Regions from separate parts of the Homo sapiens genome. Here regions 1 and 3 are each linked to region 2. A link is a contact called in ENCODE Hi-C or POLR2A ChIA-PET data. All regions are on one chromosome and are shown on one strand. Each heading gives the region's core, a stretch centred on a gene start or an enhancer-like site at or near the end of the contact. The rest is flanking DNA. Distances are from core to core; before and after follow the strand shown. Region 1 holds the start of ATL1 (atlastin GTPase 1). Region 2 holds the start of NEMF (nuclear export mediator factor). Region 3 overlaps SAV1 (salvador family WW domain containing protein 1).

Evidence for each region. A loop is a pair of places that touch in the nucleus more often than their neighbours do. ChIA-PET counts read pairs that join two places held with the same protein, here RNA polymerase II (POLR2A). Pooled maps may share reads with other maps.
Region 1: a pooled map shows a loop between it and region 2 (6-fold over the local background). The contact joins the promoter of ATL1 here to the promoter of NEMF in region 2. A Hi-C loop is called at or near these places in 4 of 50 pooled maps. POLR2A ChIA-PET finds 5 or more read pairs at or near these places in 2 of 52 experiments (RWPE1 and activated T-cell).
Region 3: a loop to region 2 is called in a pooled map, with 2.2 times the contacts of the local background. The contact joins the enhancer-like site here to the promoter of NEMF in region 2. A Hi-C loop is called at or near these places in 1 of 37 single-sample maps with no recorded cell type and 1 of 50 pooled maps. POLR2A ChIA-PET finds 5 or more read pairs at or near these places in 3 of 52 experiments (BJ, GM10248 and WTC11).

The regions. Positions count from the first base shown.
Region 1 is chr14:50,557,845-50,562,129 of GRCh38, reverse strand. ATL1 (atlastin GTPase 1) reads right to left here and starts at 1,985. Exons shown (of 14, transcript NM_015915.5): 1 at 1,831-1,985. The coding sequence starts at 1,864. It also overlaps a transcript of MAP4K5 not described here. RefSeq lists a silencer at 1,291-1,650 and an enhancer at 1,392-1,891.
Region 2 is chr14:49,851,377-49,855,845 of GRCh38, reverse strand. It overlaps NEMF (nuclear export mediator factor), which reads left to right and starts at 3,058. Exons shown (of 33, transcript NM_004713.6): 1 at 3,058-3,151; 2 at 3,971-4,039; 3 at 4,181-4,283. The coding sequence starts at 3,093. It also overlaps RN7SL3. RefSeq lists a silencer at 1,949-2,008 and an enhancer at 2,812-3,051.
Region 3 is chr14:50,645,430-50,649,433 of GRCh38, reverse strand. The region is part of intron 2 of SAV1 (salvador family WW domain containing protein 1); the gene reads left to right. Among named protein-coding and RNA genes, the nearest start is that of SAV1, 21 kb to the left of the region's middle. Within about 2 kb of position 1,998, at least 5 of the 41 ENCODE cell types and tissues checked have a DNase peak (open chromatin) inside an H3K27ac peak, as active enhancers do.

The DNA of each region.
Region 1 (4,285 bases), core at 736-3,235, 710 kb before region 2:
GAGCTTGCAGTGAGCCCAGAAGGCACCACTGCACTCCAGCCTAGGCGACAGAGCAAGACTCCATCTCAAAAAAAAAAAAGTTTATAGCCAAAGGAAATTCTGCGCAATAATGATCCAAAGCTTCATAAAGGAGAAAAATTTTAATCCTCAGAATACATTTTCACATGCTTCTGTTAACAGGGTGGAGACAACAATTCATGGAGACTGAGACCAAAAGTGACTTGAATATACGCACCCTAATTGTGTGTGTTCAATAAATTCCTATTCTAGAGGCCAAGAGAACGGGTGGAAAGGGGATACACTGCAAATGCTTACTTAAATTTCAGAAGAAGGAAATAAAACTTATTGCAATAGTCAGGTAGGTCTGTTAAAACTGAAGTTTCATGATCTCAGAAAATGGAACCACTTTCTCTTAAACTCAGCTAAGTCATGACAGACCTCCCCGCTCCAACTCTCCATGCCTACCACAAACCTTGGATAATCTCCCAAATGTAAACCTTGTCTACCGTATCCTGTGACCATTAGAACAATCAGAGGCAAGGAGATACACGGTCTTTTGATTAAAGTAAACTGAAATAACCAATTAAAATTTACATTTGTGCCTCTCGCTCAAATAAACAGTTATAGAAGAGCTCTCACTGAGATGTGGAACAGAATCAAGCAGCTCTGAACTTTTCAAATAATAACAACTGTTATTTCCAAATAACAATTTCTAAATAACAAGCTGATGAACAAAATATTTATTTACCCACCAAGCCACAGTAGCCTGAGACATTCTCTGGTTCAGATAATAAAATAAATGCCTTAGAGGGCTTTCGTTCCTAAGATGCTGGTGAGTTTAGCACTGTGACTGCAAGAAATCGGGAACCTACGACAAAAAGACGCCCAGCCTGCCCACACTAACCGTCCAGAACTAGGTCTGGAGCAGCAAGGCGGGCGGGGCCGCGATTTCTTCCGCATCGCTGCGCCCGTTCTTCTCCGCCTGCGTGAGCACCGCCCACCCACTCGCGGTGTGAACATACTGGGTCTCGCCTCTCCTTTCCCCTCCCCTCGGCCTGGTGCTGAATCATGAGCCCAATGTCTCCAAAAGGTAAAATCAAAGAACAAAGCCACCCTTGGGGCTGGTCTGAATGGGGTACCACGTCGGGGTGGGGCAGAAGGCTGGAAACCACAACTTTGCTCTCCTTCTTCCCCAATTCCCCCACCCAACCCCCAAATTAAGAGGAGTACTGCAGTGCTCAGGAATTCCCAAGAGGGTGGCCCTTCTCCCAGTTGCTCGGTCTGCTACCGTCCGTCCGGGACCCGGCGCGCTCCGCCTCATTGTTCCAGCGCGCCGCCCGCCGCCCGCCGCCGGGAGCCCGCGCCCTGCAGAGCCAGCGAGTTGGCGGCTCCCGGGGAGGGGGGTTGGGGCTTGGCCTGCTCTAGATCCCCGACCCCTCGCCCCTCTGGGGCCGAGTAACAACAGCCCCCTGCCCACCCCCATAGCCTTCCTCCCAACCGATCGCTAAGGCGGAACCCACAAGTCCCCGGAGGCGCCTGGTGGGTGCTGTCCAAATGCTGGGAGGAGGCGGGAGGGGGGTGGGGAAGAAGGAGCTGGAGGCCCGGCCTGCGCGAAGCTGCAGCCCTCACCCCGACAGCGCGATTCGGTGACGCGGGTACCGCTCGGCCATGGTTCCTCCGCCCAAACAGGGAGCGGCTCGGCTACGGCCCGTCTCCCAGCCGTGGACGCAGGCACCTAGCAGCCCTTGGCCCTCCCTGTCTCCACAGAAGCAGAAAGTGGAGGGCCAGAAGACCCCGTGCAGGCTGCAGAAGTTCTCATTTGCTACTCACCCCAACTGTTTCTGTCCCTGCGGTTCTTGGCCATGGTGGTCCAGGAGCTGGTGGCGGTGAGGCGCTGTCACTGCGCTCGCTGCCTTCTCCGGGGCCGCAGGTTGCTGGCGGTGGGAGGCTCCGTGCCCGCGCTGGGCGCAGTTCGCTCAGACTCTGAGGATGTTGCTGTGGCGCTGGTGGGAAGGAGTGGGGAGGAAAAGGGAGGAGAAAGCAGATGAACCAAGCTCAGCATCACAAGCCCGAGTTCACACAGATACCAGCGTCACACCCTCCCTACCTCAGTCCACCCCCAGACCGTGAAGACAGTGATAGACCACGTACCGCAACATTTTCAACGGAAAACACAAACAAATAAACAGCACCCCCCTCGAACACACTCTCAAAGAATTTAACAGCGTTATCAGAAATACACAAACCGATATACTGCATGATTCTGGATGTTCAAATACCTGTTTCAAGCACGGTTATACATTAGTACAAACAAGCTGGCAACATTTATATAGCCAAAGTAGCTAAAATAATGTGCATTTATCTACGAGGCACCCATTTTTTTTTCCATTTTAAAAGCAAGGTCATGTTAGTAAAGAGGGTATCATGCATTTTTGTATATGTATACTGAGTAGTTTGTCTTAAAATTAGAATAGCAAAATTTATATCAAGAAGATCAAGATAAATGAAAGCTGTAGATTCATTACGATCTGTAACTCAATATCCACTGGGTAAAATTTCCCACTAGATTTGCAAAGATAAGGTCCAGACCTATAGTCCAATAGCAATTATTTGAGCTGAAATCATACTACATAGTCTGGGTATGGGTGGGCCCTGGCAGCCATAAAGGTTGCAGACAATTTTGAAAGGAAAAGAAAAAAAATAAAAATACTTTCAATCTTTCCCTTTTCACTGCTTTCTCTCTGCTACAAACTTAGTTGTTTTCAGTAACCTGGAAACACTGTCCCTTTATACTACCTCAACCTCAAGATACCATCATGCCGTCCCTTACAGTTTCCTTCTGCCATTTGGTTGTTACTCACACTCTGTACTGATCGGTTCTTAGGAGATCACTGCCAGCCTCTTAATTACCAGATCCATGATCTCTGCTAATTCCTCATGGTAAGCAACTCCTCACGCTACACTCTCTCAATGTAATTTACTATGATGGCTTCAGACAGGACCTCCATGCTGATGATTCCCAAATCTATACTTGTAGTCTTCTGCCCTCTAGAAGAGAGGACATTATACCAGAGGTGTGTTTATAACTGCCTAAGGTTATCCTCACGTTGTTTTCCTACTGACATTTGAACATCAACATATCTGAAAACAAACTCCCCCACCACTGCCAAATCTTATGCATTATATTTCAGTTACTGGTTCTAGTGACTGCAGAGTCGTGAACACTGTAACCAAGTTTACAACATGGTTTTAAAGAAGTCTGTGCTCAACAGAGTTGAAATGACATTAATGAAACAACATAGGAAGACAGACATTATCTCATCCTTATACCTATAAACCAAGTTCATAGAACAAAAGAGAAGTGTGGTCTGCTTTTCTTCTTATATTCCTTTACTATCATTCTCAGCTTACATTCCAGCCTGAAAATCCCTTTCATATGAATCCCATTTTTAAGAGTACAATAGATTACACACAAAAAAGAAAAAATTTATATAATTCAACACCTATGCCCAATTGAAAAAGAAATTAATTTTTTAAAAACCTGTTGTGTTTATAATTAGTAAGTAATCTGCAGGTGAATACTTTGAGACTGTGTGAATCACAAAAAAATGCTTAAATAAATAGCTCTCTGTATGTGACTTTTTGTACTATTGGCCAATAACTTTTCATCCACTGATTTTAGCATCCATTGATCCTTGCCTGAATCAATTTCATATTAGTGATTTTTTAAATGGAGGCTTTAAAATCATTATCTGTTGTTTGTTTGTTTTCCAGACACAGTCTCCCTCTGTTGCCCAGGCCGGAGTGCAGTGGCGTGATCTCAGCTCACTACAACCTCCACCTCCCAGGTTCAAGCGATTCTCATGCCTCAGCCTCTCAAGTAGCTGGGATTACTGGCGGTCGCCAGCACGCCTGGCTGTTTTTGTATGTAGAGACGGGGTTTCTCCATGTTGCCCAGGCTGGTCTCAAACTCATGAGCTCAAGCGATCTGCCCACCTCAGCCTCTTGATGTCATGTCTTTTAAATTAAGTAGCTGGCATTCCCTCTCCCACTTTTCTATGTTGAGTCCCTCTATAAATTAATGGAAGCTTTTAAAAAAATTGTGCTATGCATCACCATTCTTTTTAATGCCTAAATTCCCCTAATTTGGCTGAGGGTCAGCTCGTGTGTCCTTTTAACATTGTCCCTTTTTGTCTTTGAGCAGTTCCCTGTATTCTGGTAAAAGAAAATGTTTCAGGTTCCTTTGTATTTTCCCTATCTTAGAACTAGAATAGCCATTTCTCCA
Region 2 (4,469 bases), core at 1,809-4,308:
TTATATAAATATATTATACATATTATATAAATATATTATACATATATCTATATATATAAATATTATATATATATATATTTTTTGAGACAGGGTTTCCCTCTTGTTGCCCAGGCTAGAGTACAATGGCACAGTCTCGGCTCTTTGCAACCTCCACCTCCTGGGTTCAAGTGATTCTCCTGCCTTAGCCTCCCAAGTAGCTGGGATTACAGATGCCTGCCACCACGCCCGGCTAATTTTTGTATTTTTAGTAGAGACAGGGTTTCAGCATGTTGACCAGGCTGATCTTGAACTCCCAACCTCAGGTTATACACCCACCTTGGCCTCCCAAAGTGCTGGGATTACAGGCGTGAGCCACTGCAGCCGGCCAATTTTTTTTTTTTTTTTTTTTTTTTTTTTTTATTAGACAGGGTGTTACTCTGAAGCTCCTGCTGGAGTGTGGTGGCACAATTATGGCCACCATGCCTTGACCTCCTGGGCTGAAGGGATCCTCCTGCCTCAGCCTCCCATGTAGCTGGGACCATAGGTACATGCCATCACACCTGGCTAATTTTTTTATTTTTTTGTAGAGATTGGTGAGGGGGCCTCACTATGTTGTCCGGGCTGGTCTTCTGGGCTCAGGCCATCTGCCAGCCTTGGCCTCCCAAGGTGTTGGAATTATAGGTGTGAGCAACCCGGCCCAGCCATGTGATGTTTTGATGTATGTATACACTGTGAGATGATTACTACAATCAAGCCAATTAACACATCCATAACCTCACACTTTGTATGTGTGTATTTGATATCCACTTTCTTAGCAAATTTCTGTTTTTTATTTTAATTTAACTTTTATTTTAAGTTCATGGGGTATATGTGCAGGTTTGTTATATAGGTAAATTTGTGTCATGGGGTTTGTTTTACAGGTTATTTCATCACCCAGGTATTAAACCTAGTACCCATTAGTTATTTTTGCTGACCCTCTCCCTCCTCCCATTCTCCACCCTCTGATAAGCGCCAGTGTGTGCTGTTCCCCTCCATGGGTCCATGTGTTCTCATCATTCAGCTCCCATTTATAAGTGAGAACATACGGTATTTGGTTTTCTGTTCCCATGCAAATTTCAAGCATACAATACATTACTATGAACTATAATCAGCATGTTGTACATTAAGTCTCCATAACTTACTCTACTTACAACCGAAAGTTTGTGCATTTTGACCAGTATCTTCCCATTTCCCCTACATCCCAAGTCCTGGAAACCACATTTCTGCTGTCTGTTTCTATGAGAAACTTCTAGATTCCACGTATAAGTGAGATCATGCAGTATTTGTCTTTTTATGTCTGGCTTATTTCACTTAGCATAATGTCCTCCAGGTTCATCCATGTTGTTAAATCCATGCCAGTTGCAAACAGCAAGATTTATTTCTTTTTTGAAAGCTGAATAATATTCCACTGTATGTATGTATGTGTGTGTGTGTGTGTGTGTACATATATATTTGCACTCATTATCCGTTCATCCATTGATGAAAAGTAGATTATCCCTATATCTTGGCTATTGTGAATAATGCTGCAATGAACATGAACATATATCTTCAGGATAGTGATGTTGTTGCTAGATCACATGGTAATTCTATTCTTAATTTTGTGAGGAGCCTTTATACTGTTTTGCACAATGGCTCTACTAATTTACATTCCCATCAACAGCATACAAAAGTTCCCTGTTCTCCACCTTCTCCCCAATGCTTTCATATTTTGGGCCATTCTGTATGGTTTACTGTACCGTATGACAGTAATGCTGTGCAGTATGTGCTATAGCCATTTTTGCATCTACTGGTACCAGTTCTGAAATAGCAGCGGCGCCCTTTCTGTTTAGAGTCGCCTTCTGGTGGTAGGAATTCTGGTTGCTACCATGTGTAGCCTGCAAGCCTCTAGCAGCTCTTTTGCAGCGACGCCGAGCGCCGGGCGCGGTGGCGCGTGCCTGTAGTCCCAGCTACTCGGGAGGCTGAGGCTGGAGGATCCCTTGAGTTCAGGAGTTCTGGGCTGTAGTGCGCTATGCCGATCGGGTGTCCGCACTGAGTTCGGCATCAATATGGTGACCTCCCGGGAGCGGGGGACCACCAGGTTGCCTAAGGAGGGGTGAACCGGCCCAGGTCGGAAACGGAGCAGGTCAAAACTCCCGTGCTGATCAGTAGTGGGATTGCGCCTGTGAATAGCCACTGCACTCCAGCCTGGGCAACATAGTGAGACCCTGCCTCTTTTGAGTTCTCACCTTATAAAGTAGCCTTTCTTCCCATGCATCTATCCTAAGACAAAAGAAATGCAGAATTTACATTCTTACAGGACTATTTTCCTCACTACACTGTGAATCCCCCCTCCCACCCCACCCCCATTGGGAATCTTCTTGTTTTTATTTTTATCTTATTTCACCATTATCTAGCTAAACACTTGCACATTCATGCTGCCAAGTGTTTATGGAGCACCGATTGTACACCAGGTACTGCGGTGAGTCTCAGGGGTACCAAGACCGAGGTTCGATGAGAATCCTGTAATCAATTGCAGAATGCTCCTTCCGAGAGCAGGACCCATCAAAATAGGAACTCCGTTTTGAGAGTTCGCCTCGATCGTTGAGGATAATCTTAGAAGGACCGAAGCAGTTCCGTTTCGTTACATTTCAAAATCTTATGTCAAAGTAAGCGCGCAGAAAGGGGTCCTTGCTCTTCTACACTGAGCCCTACGGCCCCCCTGTGGGGAAATACTCCTGATAATCATCTCGAAAATTGTTTCGACCAGCAGGGGTCACTATGAAGGCTGACTTGAGCCCAAGACACAATGGGGCACGGTAACCAGACTGGTCCGTAAGGGTTCCAGGAAGGAATGCAGTTTCAAGAGAACAGTTTGAATCTTTATTCGAATTTGAATTTTGGTACAATGAAGAGAGTCAGCTGCAACTTGACAATCGAAATCTTCAGAAAAGCGACACAAATACGTTCGCCTCGAGGAATATTGGGTCTTCTGCGCGGCCGTAGAGCTCCGCCAAGTGCGCCTGCGCGGAGGAGAAGTGGCGTCGAGTCCGGCCGGGCAGTAGAGGAACTTGCGGTAGTGACCCTCGGGCCTCGCCATGAAGAGCCGCTTTAGCACCATTGACCTCCGCGCCGTACTCGCGGAGCTGAATGCTAGGTACAGTACCCTAAGTGACGAGGCTCGTGTGGGGAGTGCAGGAGGCAGAGGCCGGAGTCCCATGGCGCAAACAGACCAGCTTGATATGTTTCCTTATTTCCTAGTGCGTCTATGGACCTGCCTAGGCCTGAGTGGGCAGGCGTGTGGTGTCTTTCCCGTGACCCTTAGGATACCCCTGGGGGTCCCAGGCACCTCGTGCCCCATCCCCCGCGTCCTCCCAGCTCTCTGGCTTGCCCCGCTAGCGCGAAGCTCTTGCATTGTTGGCCTGGGTTGTCCGGGTTGGGCAGGAAACGTTTGTTAAAACACGAGACGCCAGAGTGGTCGTTTGCTTCAGAGGTTTCCAGACTGGGGGCTTGGTTTCTTGAACACCTCCCTCCCCTCACCCCAGAGAGAGAGAGAGCATCGCGGTTTTAGCTGGATTGAGCAGATTTGGACTGAGATCTGGATTCTAGTCTGGATTCTATTATTCAGCCCTGTGAGCTTTGTCATATTTTCGGGGCCCTCTTTTATCTTTTTTTTTTCTCCCTTGTAATAAATTAATTGGATTATATTTTACTGTATTTCTCCCCCAAAATTGGGTCATTTGGAAGACGCAAGCTATAGTGTGTTGTTCCTAGAGCTGATAGACCACTTCTGTTTTTAAATCGTTACTCTTAAGTTTTGAACTGAATCTCCAAATGGCTTTCAGACTCTGCTCCTCGGCTGACTCCATATCCTTAGAGACTGAGATCCGCTCTTTCGAAGCTTTTATTAAATTATGTGTAGTTTTATGTTTCAGACAATAGTGTAACATGTTACATGTTTCCTTTATCTTTGCAGCTTGCTAGGAATGAGAGTAAACAATGTTTATGATGTGGATAATAAGACATACCTTATTCGTCTTCAAAAGTAAGAACATTTTATAGGCTTATTTTCTCTTTGACAATTAAGTATGAGATTACTGATTTTTTTTAACCTACATTTTAAGCCTGTTTAGCAATTAGCTTTGGCATATACCCTAAAGAAAAATTCGACTTTTTTCTTCTACAGACCGGACTTTAAAGCTACACTTTTACTTGAATCTGGCATACGAATTCATACAACAGAATTTGAGTGGCCTAAGAATATGATGCCGTCTAGTTTTGCCATGAAGGTAAACTTGTTACGCTTGAAGCTAAATTTTAAGAGATTGCTCACTAACAATTAAGTTTTTAATTGGGGTTTCCTTCACTGTTACGAATAAAGTGCAGATAAAATGAAGGTAAAGGGAGTGGTTGACAGATAATGGGTTGAATAAAGTGAATATTTATTAATTGATTTCTCCCCATTACCTTTCACA
Region 3 (4,004 bases), core at 749-3,248, 790 kb before region 2:
TGCAGCTTATTTATTTAACACTTACTATGTGCTTTATTCTGTAGACACTGTTCTAGAGACTGGAGATGTATCTGTGAACAAAACAAAGATTCCTGTCCTAAGAATCTTCTTTGTGGGATTCTTGTAGGTAAATAAACAAACTAAAATTACATAAGTTAAAAGGTTAAAGTGCTTTTTAAAAAAGTAAAACGGTAAGTAGAAGCTCAGCAGATGTAGACTGCCATAGTAAGAATAAGCTTCATTGAAACATTTGAGAAGAGGCTTGAAGAGGGTGAGAGTGAGCCAAGAGAATATCTGAAGGAAGAATCTTCTAGGGAGAATAAACAGCCAGTACCTGCCGTGTTTGAGAACAGCATCCAGGAGGTGAGTGTAGCTGGAACAGAGTGAGCTAAGGGTAAAAAAAATAGCAGCTTAAGTCAGAGAAGAAATGGAGGTCTGATCATCAGTAGGGCTTCATATTGAAAGTTATACAAGAGATAACTTTCATCAAGTAATGAGACAGTAAAGATAACTTGTACCAAATATCAAGGAAAAAACTTACTGAGCTCAGCCAGTATCACCAACCTGTGGTGAACCAAATAAATACTTCTTGTTTTAAGCCACTGAGTTTCGGGGTGATTTGTTATACATATGCTATTAGTATTCTTTTTTTTTTTGAGACGGAGTCTTGCTCCGTCGCCCAGGCTGGAGTGCAGTGGCGCAATCTCGGCTCACTGCAACCTCCGCCTCCCGGGTTCACGCCATTCTCCTGTCTCAGCCTCCCAAGTAGCTGGGACTACAGGCGCCCGCCACCACGCCCAGCTAATTTTTGTATTTTTAGTAGAGATGGGGTTTCACCGTGTTAGCCAGGATGGTCTCGATCTCCTGACCTCATGATCTGCCCGCCTCGGCCTCCCAAAGTGCTGGGATTACAGGCATGAGCCACCGCACCCGGCCAACTATTAGTATTCTTGTGTGAGAATAAAATTATGCAGCCAGATTATTCTTTTAAAAAGTATAGTAAATTTAACTTTTTTCAAGTTACACAGTTCTGAGTATTAACATATGTATAGATTTCATGTAATGCCTGTGTAATGAGAATACAGAACATTTCAAACACCCTCTAAAATTCCCTTAGGTTGTCCTCTTATAGTCAACTCCTGTCCCTCACCTCCAGTTCCTAGCAATCACTGTTTTCTGTCCTAGTAGTTTTGTGTTTGGAAGAATCTCATAAAAATGGAACTGTACAATTTGTAGCCACTTGAGACTGGCTGCTTTCCCTCAGCATGATACTTCTGAGATTCATCTTTGAGATTCTTGCATGTACCAATAATTAGTTCCATTTTATTCCTGAGTAGATTTCACTGTACAGTTGCACCACAGTTTGTTTATCCATTCTGTTAAAGGACATGTGTGTCATTTCCACTTTGGGGCAAATATGAATACAGTCATTGTAAATATCCACAAATGGGATTTTGTGTGAAGATGACTTCTCATTTCTCTAGGGTAAATATTTGGGAATGGGATTGCTGTAGCATATGAAAAGCATATGTTTAACTTTATAAGAAATTGCTAAGCTGTTCTCCAGAGTGACTGTAGCATTTTGCATCCACACCAGCAGTGTATGGGCATTCCAATTGTTCTGTATCCATGTAAGCACTTGCATTGTCAGGTTTTGTTTGGTTTTTTGGCCATTTTCATAGACGTGTATTGTCATTTCATTATGGTTTTAATTTGCATTTCTCTCACGGCTAATTATGATCCTGAGCATTTTTTCACGTGCTATTTACCATCAATATGTTGTCTTCGGTGAAGTGCCTGTTAAAAATTCTTACCCCCCTTTTTTTTAACTGGGTCGTTTTGTTTTCTTCTTCTGTTTTTGTTTTGAGAGAAGGGGTTTCACTCTGTTGCACAGACCGGAGTGCCGTAGCTGTTCACAGGCATGATGATAGTGTGCTACAGACCTGAAATCTTGGGCTCAAGTAACCCTCCTACTCAGCTTCCTGAGTAGGTTGAACTACAGGTGCGTGTCACTGCAGCAGGCTCAGGGTTGTTTTCTTAATGTTGAGTTTTGAGAATTCTTTGTATATTCTAGGTCAGAGTTCTTTGGCTAATAATGTGATTTGCAAACATTTTCTCCCTGTTTACAGCTTGATTTTCTTTCTCTTAGTGTCCTTCACAAGCGTTTTTAATCTTGACAGAGTTCAATTTAATCAGTATTTTTTCTTTATGAGTTGAACTTTCAGCATCATGGTAAAAAAAAGTACTCTTTGTCTAAACTAAACTCATGAAAATTTATTCTATTTTTTTCTTGTAAAAGCGTTATAGTTTTAAATTTAGATATATGATCTATTTTTAGTTAATTTGTATGTAAGGTGGCAGGTATAGGTTGTGATTAGGTTTTTTGCATATGGATGTCCAGTTGTTGCAACATCATTTGTTGGAAAAACCTTTCCCCGCTATTGCCCTTTCACCTTTATAAAAAAATCAGTTGACCATGTCTGTGTGGGTGTTCTTCTGGATTCTCTGTTTGGTTCCATTTATCTATTTGTCTGTTCTTCTGACAATACCATACTGTCTTGATTAATGTAGCTTTATAGTAAGCCTTAAAAATCAGGTAGTGTGAGTCCTTCAACTTTATCCCTTTTTCAAAAAAATTGTTTTGGCTACTCTAGTTCTCTTTTGCCTTTCAGTATACATTTTAAAATCTGTTTAATAACTATCTGTATCTACAAAAACTCCATGGAATTTTTTTTTTTTTTTTTTTTTGAGACAGAGTTTCACTCTCGTCGCCCAGGATGGAGTGTAATGGCGCGTTCTCAGCTCACTGCAACCTCTGCTCTCGGGTTCAAGCAATTCTCCTGCCTCAGCCTCCCGAGTAGCTGGGATTACAGGCGTCCGCCACCACGCCCGGCTAATTTTTGTGTTTTTAATAGAGACGGGGTTTCACCATGTTGGTCAGGCTGGTCTCAAACTCCGGACCTCAGGTGATCCGCTCACCTTGGCCTCCCAAAGTGCTCGGATTACAGGCGTGAGCCACTGCGCTCGGCCGGAATTTTTATTGGAATGACAGTAGTCTCGCTTTATCCATGGTTTTGCTTTCCACAGTTTCAGTTACCTCTGCAACTGCAGTCTGAAAATTGATGAATATGGTACAAGATCTTTCAAGAGAGAGGGAGAGAGATTACATTCACCCAGTTTTTATTATAATAATTGTTCAATTTTATTTTTGTTAATCCCTTACTGTGCCTAATTTATAAGTTAAACTTCATCATAGATACGTATGTATAGGAAAATACACAGCATACACAGGGTTAGGTACTATCTGCAGTTTCAGGCATCTACGGGAGGTCTTGGAATGGATCCCCCATGGATAAGGGGGGGACTCCTATAAAGATAAAGATAATTTCAGGAGAATTGACATCTTAACTTTATGTCGAATCTTCCAATCCGTTAATGTGATAGGTTTTTTATTTCTTTCATCAGTGTTTTGTAGTTTTTAGCATATTGGTCCTGCACAATTCTTTGGAGCTATTATAAATTATATTATCTCAATAACTTTTGTTTCCAGTTGTTGTTTGTTAATATATAAATATTAATTTTTGTATGGTGACCTTAACCCTGCTACCTTAAGCTTACTTAATAATTCTAGGGCACAGCCAGATTACTTTTAAGAATTTATAACCGGGAATGGTTTTACAAGTTCATTTTTACATTTTTTTTAAAGCTGAAATGTCAAATCTTTAATCAGGGGAAATTTTCTTTTTCCCACTTTTCTTTTGGCAGTATACATACTTAAGTAGCTTTACTGCCACAGGTTGATTATCCCTTACCCCAAAATGCTTAGGACCAGAAGTGTTTGAGATTTTGGATTTTTTTTTTTATTTTGGAATATTTGTATGTACATAATAAGATATCTTGGGAAGAGATCCCAAATCTGAACATGAAATTCATTTATATTTCATATATACCTTCTACACATAGCCTGAAGGTAATTTTACATAATATTTTAAATAATTTTGTGC